2 separate regions of the Homo sapiens genome follow, and region 2 is linked to region 1. The links are chromatin contacts, found by Hi-C or POLR2A ChIA-PET in ENCODE. All regions are on one chromosome and are shown on one strand. The core of a region is the stretch at or near the end of the contact, and the rest is flanking DNA. Distances in the headings are between cores, read along the strand shown. Region 1 overlaps TCF7 (transcription factor 7). Region 2 has its middle 45 kb from the start of SAR1B.

What was found. Hi-C counts contacts between places; a loop is a spot of excess contacts on that map. ChIA-PET counts read pairs that join two places held with the same protein, here RNA polymerase II (POLR2A). Pooled maps may share reads with other maps.
Region 2: a pooled map shows a loop between it and region 1 (2.2-fold over the local background). The contact joins two enhancer-like sites. A Hi-C loop is called at or near these places in 1 of 50 pooled maps. POLR2A ChIA-PET finds 5 or more read pairs at or near these places in 6 of 52 experiments (GM12878, K562, T-cell and 3 more).

Annotation. Positions count from the first base shown.
Region 1 is chr5:134,142,699-134,149,658 of GRCh38, reverse strand. It overlaps TCF7 (transcription factor 7), which reads right to left. Exons shown (of 10, transcript NM_003202.5): 7 at 6,776-6,938; 8 at 6,559-6,666; 9 at 6,019-6,067; 10 at 1,449-3,435. The coding sequence ends at 3,356. SKP1 (S-phase kinase associated protein 1) reads left to right here. Exons shown (of 6, transcript NM_170679.3): 6 at 1-724. Among named protein-coding and RNA genes, the nearest start is that of SKP1, 31 kb to the left of the region's middle. RefSeq lists enhancers at 3,684-3,733, 3,844-3,923. Within about 2 kb of position 3,663, at least 2 of the 41 ENCODE cell types and tissues checked have a DNase peak (open chromatin) inside an H3K27ac peak, as active enhancers do.
Region 2 is chr5:134,584,392-134,590,925 of GRCh38, reverse strand. No RefSeq gene overlaps it. Among named protein-coding and RNA genes, the nearest start is that of SAR1B, 45 kb to the left of the region's middle. Within about 2 kb of position 3,950, at least 8 of the 41 ENCODE cell types and tissues checked have a DNase peak (open chromatin) inside an H3K27ac peak, as active enhancers do.

The sequences.
Region 1 (6,960 bases), core at 2,414-4,913:
GGGACAGATGTCCAGAGAATGGCTAGTGTCCTCTAGCACTCTCTCAGAAGCAAAAGCAAGTCTGGGGTTACAACTTCCAGTGGCCTACTTTAAATAGACGCTGTTCTGGAAAATGACTTTATACTTTAAACACAAAATCCAAAAAATAGAACTCAGTGGAGTGACAATGACAATGCATGATGGTGGCCCAGTGGCTGTCCCATGTGAAATACTTCTTGCCTGACATGTATCATCTACTTGTTGACTGACCTATTGAGGTGCCTTCATGACACCTTTTACATTCATGATAGGTCTCAGGAAGACAGCAGTGTACTTGGTGGAAACTCATGTAAAAAGTGGGTTGTAGGGAGCTAAACAGTGAGTACACATGGTATATGGATACGGAATGGAATAATAGACATTGGAGACTTCAAAAGGTGGGAGATGAAAGGGGGATGAGGTATGAAATCCTACCTGTTGAGTACAATGTACACTACTTACGTGCACAGTACACTGTTTGGGTGAGAGGCACACTAAAAGCCCGGACCTCACCGCTACCCAGTATGTTCATGTAACACAGCTGCACTTGTACCCCCTAAATGTATACAAATAATCTAAAAATAGCCCGGACCTCACCGCTACACAATATATTCATGTAACACAGCTGCATTTGTACCCCCTAAATGTATACAAATAATCTAAAAATAAAGTGGATATGGTGGCTGTCGTGTCCACCAACAGCGTATGTAACTTTTTAAAAAGTGGGTAATAGATTTATCAAACTTGAAGGCTTGTGTGAAAATATGAAAAATACTTTGCGTCTTAACAGATGCAGTCTTTGGGTGCAGCGCACCAGCACGGCACATGTATACATATGTAACTAACCTGCGCATTGTGCACATGTACCCTAAAACGTAAAGTATAATAATAATAATTAAAAAAAAAGATGCAGTCTTTGGGAGGAAGGGGTGCTATTAAAAAATCCTCCTTTAGGATTTTGTGGTGCTAATAGGTTATAAAAGACTCGTTTGCTCTTGTTTTCCTTGAAATAGGATATGCACTTGTGGAATGTTTTCTTTTCTCTCTGCCCTCAGAGGAAAATGGAGCCTAGTGGTCATGTGTACCTATTTCAGGTTGAATTGTCTTGTCAGCCTTTATGGACGGCAGTTGGCAACTCATTTATTCTTATATGAGCACTGGGGAGCAGGCTGGCCTGCATCATTGTGGGGTTAAGAGCAAAGCTTGGAATGGGAGTATAGGCATAGCTCTCAGGTGAGGCAGGCAGGGCCCACACCCCTTTAGGGGAGATGACAAGTGTAATCCCTGGTTTCTACAGGCTGGAGGTTTGGGAACATATGTACCATAGGAAACAAACTCCAAGTTTCCTGACTGTGGAGAAGGAAAGGAAAGAATATCATGCTCTGTTACTGAAACAGCTTATTCCTCAGGGTCAGGCTTTGAAAAACAAACCCAGTAAAAAGTATCTTTATTCTCATGTTTAAAAGTTTTTCTATGATGATGCATTAACAATACAAAAATATTTTGAACACTACAATAATCTTTTTCTCAAGACTTCTTGCAGTGTTACACTAGAATATGTGATCTTTGGATTCTGAGAAACCAGTGGCTAAAGTAGGAACTAAAGGCTTTTTTTGAGGGGTGTGTGAATACATGGACAGCCCTTTTTTTTTTTTTTTTTTTTTTTTGAGATGCAGTCTCCCTGTTACCCAGACTGGAGTGCAATAGCGCCATCTCGGCTCACTGGAACCTCCGCCTCCCGGGTTCAAGTGATTCTTCCGCCTCAGCCTCCCGAGTAGCTGGGATTACATGCGCGCACCACCACGTCCGGCTAATTTTTGTATTTTTAGTAGATACAGGGTTTCACCATGTTGGCCAGGCTGGTCTCAAACTACTGACGTCAGGTGATCCACCTGCCTCGGCCTGCCAAAGTGCTGGGATTACAGGCGTGAGCCACCGCGCCTGGCCCGGCAGCCCTTTTTCTTTGGATTTAGGCAAAAAACAAAAATTAAATTAAAGACTTGTTTTTCAAGGCTGAGGGTTGAAGCTTGGCTCAAAAATGGGTTAACGTAGGCTATGGTGAAAACCTGTTGTCCACTACTGGAGGTTTTCTGGGCTCCTTGATCTAGTTGTAATGGTCCTCTGTCCCGCAGCCCCATGGGGAAACTGGAGCCGGCCAGGCGGACTGAATGCTGAAAGACAGGCTCTGGCTGTCATGAGGTTTTGGGTTTGCCCTCTCAAGCTGCCCAGGAGCTGGCTGGACTGCCATAGATGAACTGGAAATGGAATTGTGAAAAAGGCTCTGTGAATGGGGAGGGGTGCACACTGGATTTGGGCCATGACTTCTTTGAACTGTTGACTGCAGCTGCTAGTGACAAGCCTGGGGCCAGAGCTTCTTAGGCTGGTGGGTTTCTCAGGGAACACTTCCAAATAATTTGAACTAGAGCTAGATACACCCTCCCCTCCCCAATTTGCCTGATAAGGTAGTGTCAGATTATTTCTGTTGCTTAGGTTGATAGGCCTAAACTTAACCTATTCCATTCCCCTTCCTGCTTCTTGCAAGCTCCTGAGATCATAGTAAGGGGCTTCCTCTGGTCCAACTTATGAGTAGCAGCTGGTTTTGTTTTTGTTTTTATAAACAGAGCTTCTCCATTTCCTTAGAAGAGCTGTCATCTTGAGCTTTGTGCTTGTGACCATGCTCACATGTTGTTTGACAAACCAGCTCATTCTTGGTCCATGAAGTGTCTGAATGGGGAGGGTGTGGCAGTGGGGGATGGGGGAGATGGGTAGAGAAGGTAGCTAGGCTCAGTTCAGCCCATCTCTGACCTATAGCAGAAAAGCTAGGGAGGCAGAGGCTTCTGGCTGGCAAGACAGATGGTACAAAGAATAGATGCAGGCAGCCATAGGTACAAGGGATTCCCTTAATTAGATGACACATCAAGACAGATCTGATTCCCACCACTTGGAGCAGTTTGAATCGATGACCCCAGGTTCAGGCAGAAGTCCTGCAGCCTCTGAAATCTTCAGGGTCTGGACCCTGAGATGACGTTAACAGGACCCCTGGCCAGTTTCCATGAGATCTGGGTCTCTGTCACTTTCAGGGGGTAGGCTCCTGGAGGCGGCCAGGTGTCCTGTGCCTGCTAGGCCACCTGTCTCTGAGATTCCTGTTGCTGTACCTGTGTGCTCTGCAGGGTGCTGCGGGGGGCCTGTGGGGGCCCTGGGGTTGGGAGGCTGAGAGCAGTGGAGAGACCTGGGGATGTAGGTGCCGGCTCCGCAGGGCTAGTAAGCAGTTCTGTGGGGAAGCGGGGCAGCAGATGGTATGAGGGTGAGTCCTGGGGAGCTGGGGACCCGGGGCAGCCTAGAGCACTGTCATCGGAAGGAACGGGGCTGGGGCAGCGGCCTTCTCCGGGTAAGTACCGAATGCATTTCTTTTTCCTCCTAGGAATAGTGAAGAGAGTTATCTGTAAACAGAGGGTGAATTCATAGTCATACACCACAACCAAAAAATGCTGCCTTTGCACAGGCCTGGCTGATTCCTTGTCCTCTCTTCCTGGGACTTGGGTGGTAAGTCAGTGTCCTCAGACTGCCATTCTGCTTGGTCTGGCCCAGACCTAGGACAGGTGCAGTTCCCAGAACAGCCACAAGGTGGCAAAGGGGCCTTTTGTCACTAGGCCTATGGGCTGTCATCTGTCTTCCAAGGGAGTCATCTCTCCTGTCTTCCAAGGGAGTCATCTCCCAGTCCCGGCCTTTGAGCTTCTCCAGATGTGTTTGTGGGACTCACATCTGCACCAAGGCAAGGGGCCGCAATGCCTATGGCTTCCTTGCCCAGCCATCCCAGTCCTCAAGCTGGGCTAGAGGAAGAAGACATGGACAGTGACTCTTGTCCATTACCATCCTTGAGTTCTCTGGGCCAGTTTGTCTCTGATGGAATGAATGGAATAGAACTTCCCCTGAAGACAGGGTTGTTTCCCACCGTGCATATGTATGTGGATACACAGACACACCCCAAACTCCTCCTTGCCCTTGGACAGGGAGTGTGGTGGGTACACTGAGAGGCTGGACAAGTGTTCCTTAGAGCCAGTGGCCTTACTGCCTGGAGTACCCTCTATCTTAGCCCTGCCAGGCCTGGCCTGAAACTGACTGAGGAAACTTTAACCACTTGTTGGGTAAACCTTGTCACACCCACAAGTATTTCTCTGTTGTATGGTGAAACACATGAGCCCTTTCCCTCAGACAGCCCAGGGTACCCCCTGGGTCCTCTCCCCCAGCCTCTCCAGCCCTTTGGTATCAGTAGGTACAAGATAGCAAGTCATAAGGCTACCTGGCAACCAGATGGTTCTGTGTTGTTGTCACCTTGCTTTTTCAGATTAAGGGCTCAGGATGGTACAGGCAGGGATCCCATCTTGAAGAGGAAGTGAGGGAGCCCATGGGCCATAATGACTTTGAGGCCTGGTAGAATGGGCTCCAGGCCCCCTTAGTGGTGGCTGAGCTGTCTGTTTGCTGAGGACCTGCTAGGCCCACTGGCATCAGAGCTGCCTTCTTGAGTCTGTCCTTCCTTTCTGGAACATTCTGTGTCTTTCTCTCCAATCCTCCTGCACTTAGACCCAAGTGGTCTTCTCCACGCGCTGTGTTCAGTATTTACTACTATTCTCAGGAGGCCTGGGCTCCCAATCTGCTGAGTATGCTAGTGGGCTGAGGGGCCAAAGGAGTGGGCTGCAGGCCCAGTGGAACATGTGCAGAGTCAGGGAAGCAGCTTAAAGCAAAGGGAGAACGATGGTGGGGACAAACCCACCTGCACGGACCACACCAATCCGTCTGCTGGTTGAGGCCAAAGCGAGCACGGCATTTCTTAGGCGAGCCAGGGTCTGCTCACAGCCATGCCAGAGGGGTAGAGCAGGGCAGAGGGCGAGCAGGCAGCGGGGCAGAGCAGGGCCCAGAAAGAAGAGGTAACATCAGTGTTAGCCAGTTATAGACACCCTACAGCCCCCATAGGCAGAGTGGGCCTCTCCATGGCACAGCCAGCCCCAGTGGGAGCCCAAGAGCCCAGAGCCAAGATATCAGGAAAGGTGGGCACCCAGGTACGCAGTAGAGGCAGTGGGAAGAATGGGAGGGAGGGAGTCCTGTCAATCTGGCTCATCTCTGTGGCTTGTGGGGCCCTTGCAGCATGGAGGCTGCAGAGGGGCCCAAGGAAGACCATGGAGATCCAGCCTTTTATGCCCTAGGGCCACCCACCTCCTCCCCAACTCCCTACCCATTTTATCCAGTTTTTCTTCATTCTTGACCTACATTCCTTCAAGGGATAAGGCTGAAGGCTATACCTTATGCTGTTCTACACACTTGCAGATGGAAGGAAGGGCCTATTCTTTGCCTTGGAAAAAGGGCTAGGAACTCTGCCCTGCTCTGTCCCAGTCCTAGCCTCCAGCTTCCCTGTGTGGGGACAGCACGGCTGAGGTGGTCAGGGATGTGGAGTCTCAGTTACCAGAGAGGCAGGAATTCACCCTTAGGAAGGAGGCCTGCAGCAGGGTGTGGGCTTCTCTACATAGAGCACTTTGCACTGCCATGAAAAATGTTGAAGTGGGGGTGATAAATTGCCAGGCTCCAGCCAGTAGGCTGTGTGTCTACTGGGCCTAGTCATGGGGCCTAGCTCAGCCTCTCCCAGTCTCAGCAGAACTAGCCAGGACATTGTTTGGGCTAAGCATCAAACCATACAGTCAGTTCTTTGCTGGTTTCTCTGGTGAGTGGAGCTAGCAAAGGTAGTGGGTGCAAGGCAGAGGAACGCACCATCTACTCCAATTCTACCCAGCAGAAGCCAGTTCTGCTGGGTTTCCCTGGGACTTAGTATAATATAGCTGTTTCTTGCATGGGAATTTGACTTGTGAGATGCAGGCCTTGTTTTCATAGGCCCCAGGCCCTGAAGGCTCCTAGCTGGGTACCGCGTTCCTCCCTTTGGGTCAGAGGAGGGCTGCTCTTGAAATGGGGACATGGAGAGGAGCCTCCACTGCTGCTGAGAGAAGGTCTCACCTGTGGTGGATTCTTGGTGCTTTTCCCTCGACCGCCTCTTCTTCTTCCCCTGCAGGGAACAAAAGGAGGGATGCTCAGATCTGGGAGGCAGACATTGGGATACCCACAGCCTGCTGCCTAGCTTGGGTAACCCTGGGATTCTGGGCGTACAGGCCCCTCCTACCTTGGGGTGCTGGTGTTTCTTGATTGCTGGTCTTGCTAGGCTGCTATGGAGTGCATTTAGAAGCTCTTCCCTCACCCCAATCTGGTCTCCAGTTTGAATGGAAGGAGGTGACTTCCAGACCCCTTTCTCCCCTTCTGCCCATGTGGCCCAATCAAATGTTGGGTAACAGCTCATGTGTGAGCATATTCTGGAGTGGAGAATAGGATGTGGGCTTGTCCTCTTCTGAGGCAGCCATGGGAGGCCTTGGACCCTCCGTGCCCTTCCTCATCGGTGCCTTCAGGACAGTAGTTCTGCGTTCCTTACTGAGATTGTGGCCTGGGGCATGGTATCTCAAAGGGTCCCCTGCCCACCCCTGCTGTGTGTCACTAGGCACTCACGTAGTTGTCCCGCGCTGACCAGCCTGGGTATAGCTGCATGTGCAGCTGCCTCTCCTTGCGGGCCAGCTCATAGTACTTGGCCTGCTCTTCTCGCGACAGCGCGTGCCACTGCAACAGGGAAGAGGGGCAGGTGGGGTGCATCAGGGAGTCAGCAGGCTGCACCAGGCTGAAGATGGTCGGGGAGCATCCCTGCCAGCCCACCTGCCCATGGTCTCACCCTGCGGCCCAGGATCTGGTTGATGGCAGCGCTCTCCTTAAGTGTGCACTCTGCAATGACCTTGGCTCTCATCTCCTTCATGTACAGCATGAAGGCATTGAGGGGCTTCTTGATGGTTGGCTTCTTGGCCTCCTTCTCTGCCTTGGACTCTGCTTGTGTCTTCCTGAGGGGCACAAATCCAGATT
Region 2 (6,534 bases), core at 2,701-5,200, 440 kb before region 1:
TCCCATCTCAGCCTCCAGAGTAACTGGGACCACAGGCACACCACCATGCTCAACTAATTTTTTCTTTCTTTCTTTCTCTCTCTCTTTTTTTTTTTTTTAGTAGAGACTGGGTTTTACCATGTTGGCCAGGCTGGTCTCGAACTCCTGGCCTCAAGTGATCCACCCGCCTGGGTCTCCCAAAGTGCTGGGATTACAGGCGTGAGCTCTAATCCACCAGCCACCAAATTCTTTTAGTTTAATAAGAACCCTAAAGAACATTGCAATGGGGCTCTGGAGCTGCTTGCTCGAGCCTGCTCCCACTCTGTGGAGTGTACTTCCACTTCAGTAAATCACCTTCATTGCTTCTTTCGTTGCTTTGTTCTTTTGTTTCTTTGTGTGTTTTGTTCAATTCTTCGTTCAGTGCGTAAGAACCTGGACAACTCACAGTCAAGACCTTCCATCCGGTAACACTGGAAAGCTTTCCCTTGCCCTCTGACCACAGCCCCTCCCCACAGGAGATGGACTTCAGAGGTCACAGATATCCCCCAACCTCTTCTCCCATTGTACAGATGCAGAAGTATCTCCCAAGTAGCTGGGTCCATCAAGTCAGTGGCAGAGAGAAGACTTCTCGCTCCTGGGTCAGCCGTAATTTCCTAGAGCAGTGTGCAAAAAGCCTTTTAGGGAAGGGAGGTGATTATAATTTCAAAAGAGCTTTGAGTTTGAGTTTGAGTTGGGGGACTTAGGGGAGTCACGGATGGTGCTCTAGGAAAAGCAGAGGCCCAACATGAACTCTTTTTAAAAAAAAACTGTTTTAAAATGGTTTCTTCTGATGGCCGGGCACGGTGGCTCACGCCTGTAATCCCAGCACTTTGGGAGGCTGAGGCAGGCGGATCACTTGAGGCCAGAGTTTGAGACCAGCCTGGCCAATGTGGCGAAACCCTGTCTCTACTAAAAATACAAAAATTAGCTCGTTGTGAGTGCCATAATGCCAGCTACTTGAGGGGCTGAGGCACAAGAATTGCTTGAACCCAGGAGGTGGAGGTTACAGTGAGCCAAGATCGTGCCACTGCACTCTAGCCTGGGTGACAGAGTGAAACTATCTTAAAAAAAAAAATTCCCCAGAAGTAAAATAAAATGGTTTCTTTTGCTTTACATTATGTTTGTTGCAACAAAGCAGTTGGGTGGTATTACATGTAGCAGGTTTTTTTTTTTTTCTACAGTATCATTTTTTTCTTAAACTGCAGCAAAACAAACAAACAAAAACCCCAAAAACACAAAATTCACTCTCCCGGGCTAGGTACGTGTAATCCAGCACTTTGAGATTCCTCGAGCTCAGAGGTTTGAGACCAGCTTGAGCAACTTGGCGAGACCCTGGCTCTACTAGAGAAAACAAAACAAAACAAAACACAACAAAAACAGCTGGTCATGATAGTGTGTGCCTGTGGTCCTAGCTATTCGGGAGGCTGAGGTGGGAGGAGCACTTGAGCCTGGGGGCATGCAGAGGTTGCAGCAAACCAAGATCGTGCCACTGTACTCCAGCCTGGGTGACAGAGTGAGACCCTGTCTCAAAAATAAAAAAATAAATTCACCCTCCCAACAATTTCCAAGTGTAAAGTACAATATTGTCAACCACATGCCATTGATGGGCAGCAGAGCCCTGGAACCACCCTCCCGTCCTGACTCTGTGCCTCCTAATCAATTCTCTTCCTCCTCCCCCCAGCCCCTGGCAACTACCTTTCTACTTTCTGCTCTATGATTTTGACTACTCTAAGTACCTCCTATAAGTGGAATCATACAGCATTTGACTTTTTTTGACTGGCTTATTTTGCTTAGCATAATTTCCTGCAGGTTGATCCATGCTGTAGCACAGGACAGGATTTCCTTCTTTTTTAAGGCTGAATAATATTCCATTGTATGTGTATACATTTTCTTTATCCATTCATCTGTCAATGGATATTTAGGTTGCTCCTACCTCTTGGCTATTGTGAACAGTGCTCCCACCAATCTGAACTCTTTAGATGTTGAGCTGAGACAGCAAATAAATGGGCTTGTGAGCTCTGGGGAGCAGAGGTCCTTCAAGGACACTACGGAGCTTCTGTTCAGCATTGGATTGGAATGTCAGGTATAAGGGAGGCTGTGGCTGAGTTAAGACAGGCCCAGCTGTGTCCTGGGTCACTGGCTGCAGCCCATTTTCCATTGTTCTCACACTGTAGGTGTCATCATGTTGGGGTTGTTGGGATAGTTTAGGATTTGCCACAGTGTATAAAACATGGAAAACCATGCTCCTGCCTCAGCCCCCTGCCTGGAACACAGTGGAAAGAGGGACCTGAGGCTTCCCACTAGGAATGCCAGGGAAAATACAGGATGCAATATTTGGAAAATGTACTGAGGAACTACTCTCTGAAATTTGAATGTAACTACATGCCCTATATTTTTATTTGCTAAATCTGACAGCCTCCCTCCTACCCACTGAAAATCTCTCCAGCCAGCAAATGGGGACCCTGTATCCCTACCCATGTTTCCTCAGAATGGGCTGGTGCGGATGCTTCTGAGCTCAGGCCTGGCTTGGAGTACTGGGGGCCAAGCAATACTCTGCTACGATGAGCTTGCCCTTAAGCCACCTGCTTGACTGAAACCCCATCCTTTCTTCCCTCCCTTTGACTCTTGGCAGGGAGTCCATCTGAACTCAAAAGGCTGCCTTGAAGTCCATATTTTATTATCTCTCTAAAAAAATTTTCTTCAGACAGGTATGGTGGTTCATGCCTGTAATCCCAGAGCTTTGAGAGACCAAGGGCTGAGGTGGGAGGATCACTTGAGCCCAGGAGTTGAAGGCTACAGTGAGCTGTGATTGCACCACTGTGCTCTAGCCTAGGCAGCAGAGTGAGACCCTATCTCAAAGAGTGAGACCCTGTCTCTTTTTTTTTTTTTTTTTTTTTTTTTTTTTTTTTTGCAGTAGAGATGAGGTCTCACTATGTTGCTCAGGCTGGGCCTGAACTCATGGGCTCAAGCGATCTTCCCAATTCAGCTTCCTAAAGCACTGGTATTACAGACATGAGCCACCACTCCTGGCCAATCTCCTTTTTTTTTCAGATGGAGTCTTGCTCTGTCACCCAGGCTGGAGTGTGATGGCACCATCTCGGCTCACTGCAACCTCTGCTTCCTGGGTTCAAGGGATTCTCCTGCCTCAGCCTCCTGAGTAGCTGGGATTACAGGTGCCCGCCACCATGCCTGGCTGATTTTTGTATTTTTAGTGGAGACGGGGTTTCACCATGTTGGCCAGGCTGGTCTCAAACTCTTGACCTTGTGATCCGCTTGCCTCGGCCTCCCAAAGTGCTGGGATTACAGGTGTGAGCCACCGCGCCCGGCCCTCCTCTTTTTTATTCATTATTTTTATTTTAATTTTCTTTTCTTTTTTTTTTTTTTTTTTTTTTTTTTTTTTTTTGAGACAGGGTAGTTGCGAGGCCACTTGGAGCTACCTGCATTTCCAGCATGGGCCAGAGGTGCCTATGTGAGTCCTGAAGCTTTCATCGCCAAGAAAAGATGCCTTTGCTGCCTCCTCTGGCCGCTCTGAACACAGTCGGAGGCTGCAAGGAGGACTGAGGCCAGCTCTAGAAGGACCAAGTGCTCTCTCTCTCTCCACTCTGCTGTGAACTTCCTTCCTTTCTTTGGCAGGGTCTGGGTCTCCTTAGCCACCCATCCAACCCGGGACTGGGCACCCAGCGGACCTCAGCCAATAGTTTATTCTCCCAAGAGGCGCCTCGTCCCTTAACAACCACCCTGTCACTGAAGCCTGATAGAGAAGACTCTACTCTGCCCTGGCTGGCAAGGGGGCATGCAGCAGGAGGTGCTGGAGTGCAGGAGCCTCAGCAGGGACAGAGGAGGGGGAGGCTGGAGCTCTGCAACCTGGAAATGAGGGGTTGGCCCTGGCCCTGTGGGCCTTGCCACCCGCGGTGGGAGTTGCCAGGGCTAGGGCCTAGCGGGCAGCAGGGGGCGCCCCAGACCCTATCTTGCAGGAGTTTGGAGCGACTAAGGGAATTCAGAGAGGGCAATGGAGACTTTCCTCACCCCACAGATTAATACTCTCTCACTAGCAGCACAGTCTCAGTGTGTCACTGCACACTGATTTGTGATTATCTACTTAAAGTCTGTCTCCCACTTTGGCCTGGTCTCTGGAAGGGGCGTGTTGTCCCCACAGTGTCCTCAGGGCCCTGCAGCAGATTCTCAGTGAGTGCTGAATCAATATCTCAATATCTGCATGAATGAAAGGTGGTTCCCTAGGCTGGGCGCAGTGGTTCACACCTGTAATCCCAGCACTTTGGGAGGCCGAGTCAGACAGATCACGAGGTCAGGAAATCGAGACCAGCCTGGGCAGCCTGGTGAGACCCCGTTTCTACTAAAAATACAAAAAATGAGCCAGACGTGGTGGCGAGTGCCTGTAGTCCCAGCTACTTGGGAGGCTGAGGCAGGAGAATCGCTTGATCCCGGGAGGCAGAGGTTGTAGTGAGGAGGGATCGCGCCACTGCACTCCAGGCTGGCCAACAGAGTGAGACTCCGTCTCAAAAAAACAAAAACAAAAACAAAGGTAGTCCCCAAGACCACCCCCAGCCTCCCATCAGATCCCTATGCCATCAGCTGTGAGTCCTGGTGGCAAGAGGACTGGCCCACCATGAGGGAGCTGCGACCAGGTCAGTGCCATCCTCCTCCAGTCCCACACTCAGGGGCTCTCAGCGGGCAGGGATAGCCAACTCCAGGGGAGAAGCCTAGGAGTGCTAATCAAATGTGAGACTCCCACCCTCAAGCAGCCATGTAGGCTGGTGCAGAGAGGATCCCAGAGGGACCAGGGCTGGGAATGCAGGGCCAGGCCTGGTGGTCCTCAACCTCCTGCCTTCCCTTGGGGAAGGGGGTCAGGGGTTCCTCATGGCTATCTGTCTCTCACTCCATAGGAGCCTGGATGACTCCTGGGCAACTCAAGGGAAGGCTGAGGGTCTCTAGGGCTCTGCTGCCCAACAGGGTAGCTACTAGCCACATGTGGCTTTGAGCACTTGAAATGTGGCTAGTCTGAATTGAGATGTGCTGTAAGTGTAAAATACACCCTGGATTGTGAAAAGAATGCAAAATCTCTCATTAATAGTTATTTTACATTGATTACATGTTTAAAGACATTTGGATGTAATGGGTTAAATAAAATATATTATTAAAATTCCCTATATCTGTTTTTGTTTGTTTGTTTTTTGAAACAGAGTCTCACTCTGTCGCCCAGGCTATAGTGTAGTGGTGCTATCATGGCTCACTGCAGCCTCAACCTCCCAAGCTCAAGCAATCCTCCCACCTCAGCCACCCGAGTACCTAGGACTAAAAGTGTGCGCCACCATGCCCAGCCAATTAAAATTTTTTTTTTTGTAGAGATGGGGTCTTGCCATGTTGTCTAGGCTGGTCTCGAACTCCTGGGTTCAAGCAATCCTCCTGCCTCGGCCTTCCAAAGTGCTGGGATTACAGGCATTAGCCACCATACCTGGCCCTGTTTTTCACTTTTTAAAAATGGGGCTACTAGAATTTCAAATGTGACTTGCACTATATTTCTAAAGAACAGACCAACATGTACCCTGAATCCCCCTGCCCTACATTTATCAGCTGGGTTAGGTTCACAGGTGAGGTTTTATTTATTTATTTTGTTTGTTTTTATTTTTGTTTTTTTTAAAGACAGACTCTTGCGCTGTCTCCCAGGCTGGAGTGCAGTGGCATGATCTTGGCTCACTGCAACCTCTGCCTCCCGGGTTCAAGCAATTCTCCTGCCTCAACCTCCCTTTAGTCCCTGTAGCTGGGATTACAGGTGTGCATCCCCACACCTGGCTAATTTTTTGTGTTTTTAGTAGAGATGAGGTTTCACCAGGTTGGCCAGGATGGTCTCAAACTCCTGACCTCAAATGATCCACCTGTCTTGGCCTCCCAAAGTGCTGGCATTACAGGTATAAGCCACCTGGCCCAGCCGACACAGGTGTGGTTTTAGAGTGAGGGGCAAGCCTGAGTCATTCTTCTGGATCACTGTGGTCCTGCTTTGGGCTGGCTGCAGGAGGAGGGAGAAGCTGTGGTGCCAAGTCCACGGCAGCTGGGCCATGGGGCTGACAGTTTCTTACCATGGCCAGGTGGGCTGGCCACCCAGATACCCCCTCAGCCCCAGGGCTGATTTCCTGCCAGCATCCCATGCTGATTCCACAGTTGAGGACGCTGAGCTCTTCCCATTCACAGCTGAGCTGCTGGAGCTGGGGCTGAGAGAACATCCACAGCCTGTTTTTCCAGGTTCCCAGGTGCCCTAACAGGGAGACCTCCCTCCACGGGCATTTTGGGCACACACACACTCCACCCCAAATTTACTTCCAATACCTTGTGCATTGTGGACTCAGAACATTGGATCTGGAGGCACCCTTGGGAACCTACCGTCTACTGCTCTGGAGAGGAAATGGGTCAATTCTCTGTGGCAAACAACTAAGTCAGTGGCCCCAGAAGCTAAGATGCTTTGAGTCTTAATGTAACCTCTGTCCCTCACAGCCTTGTTCT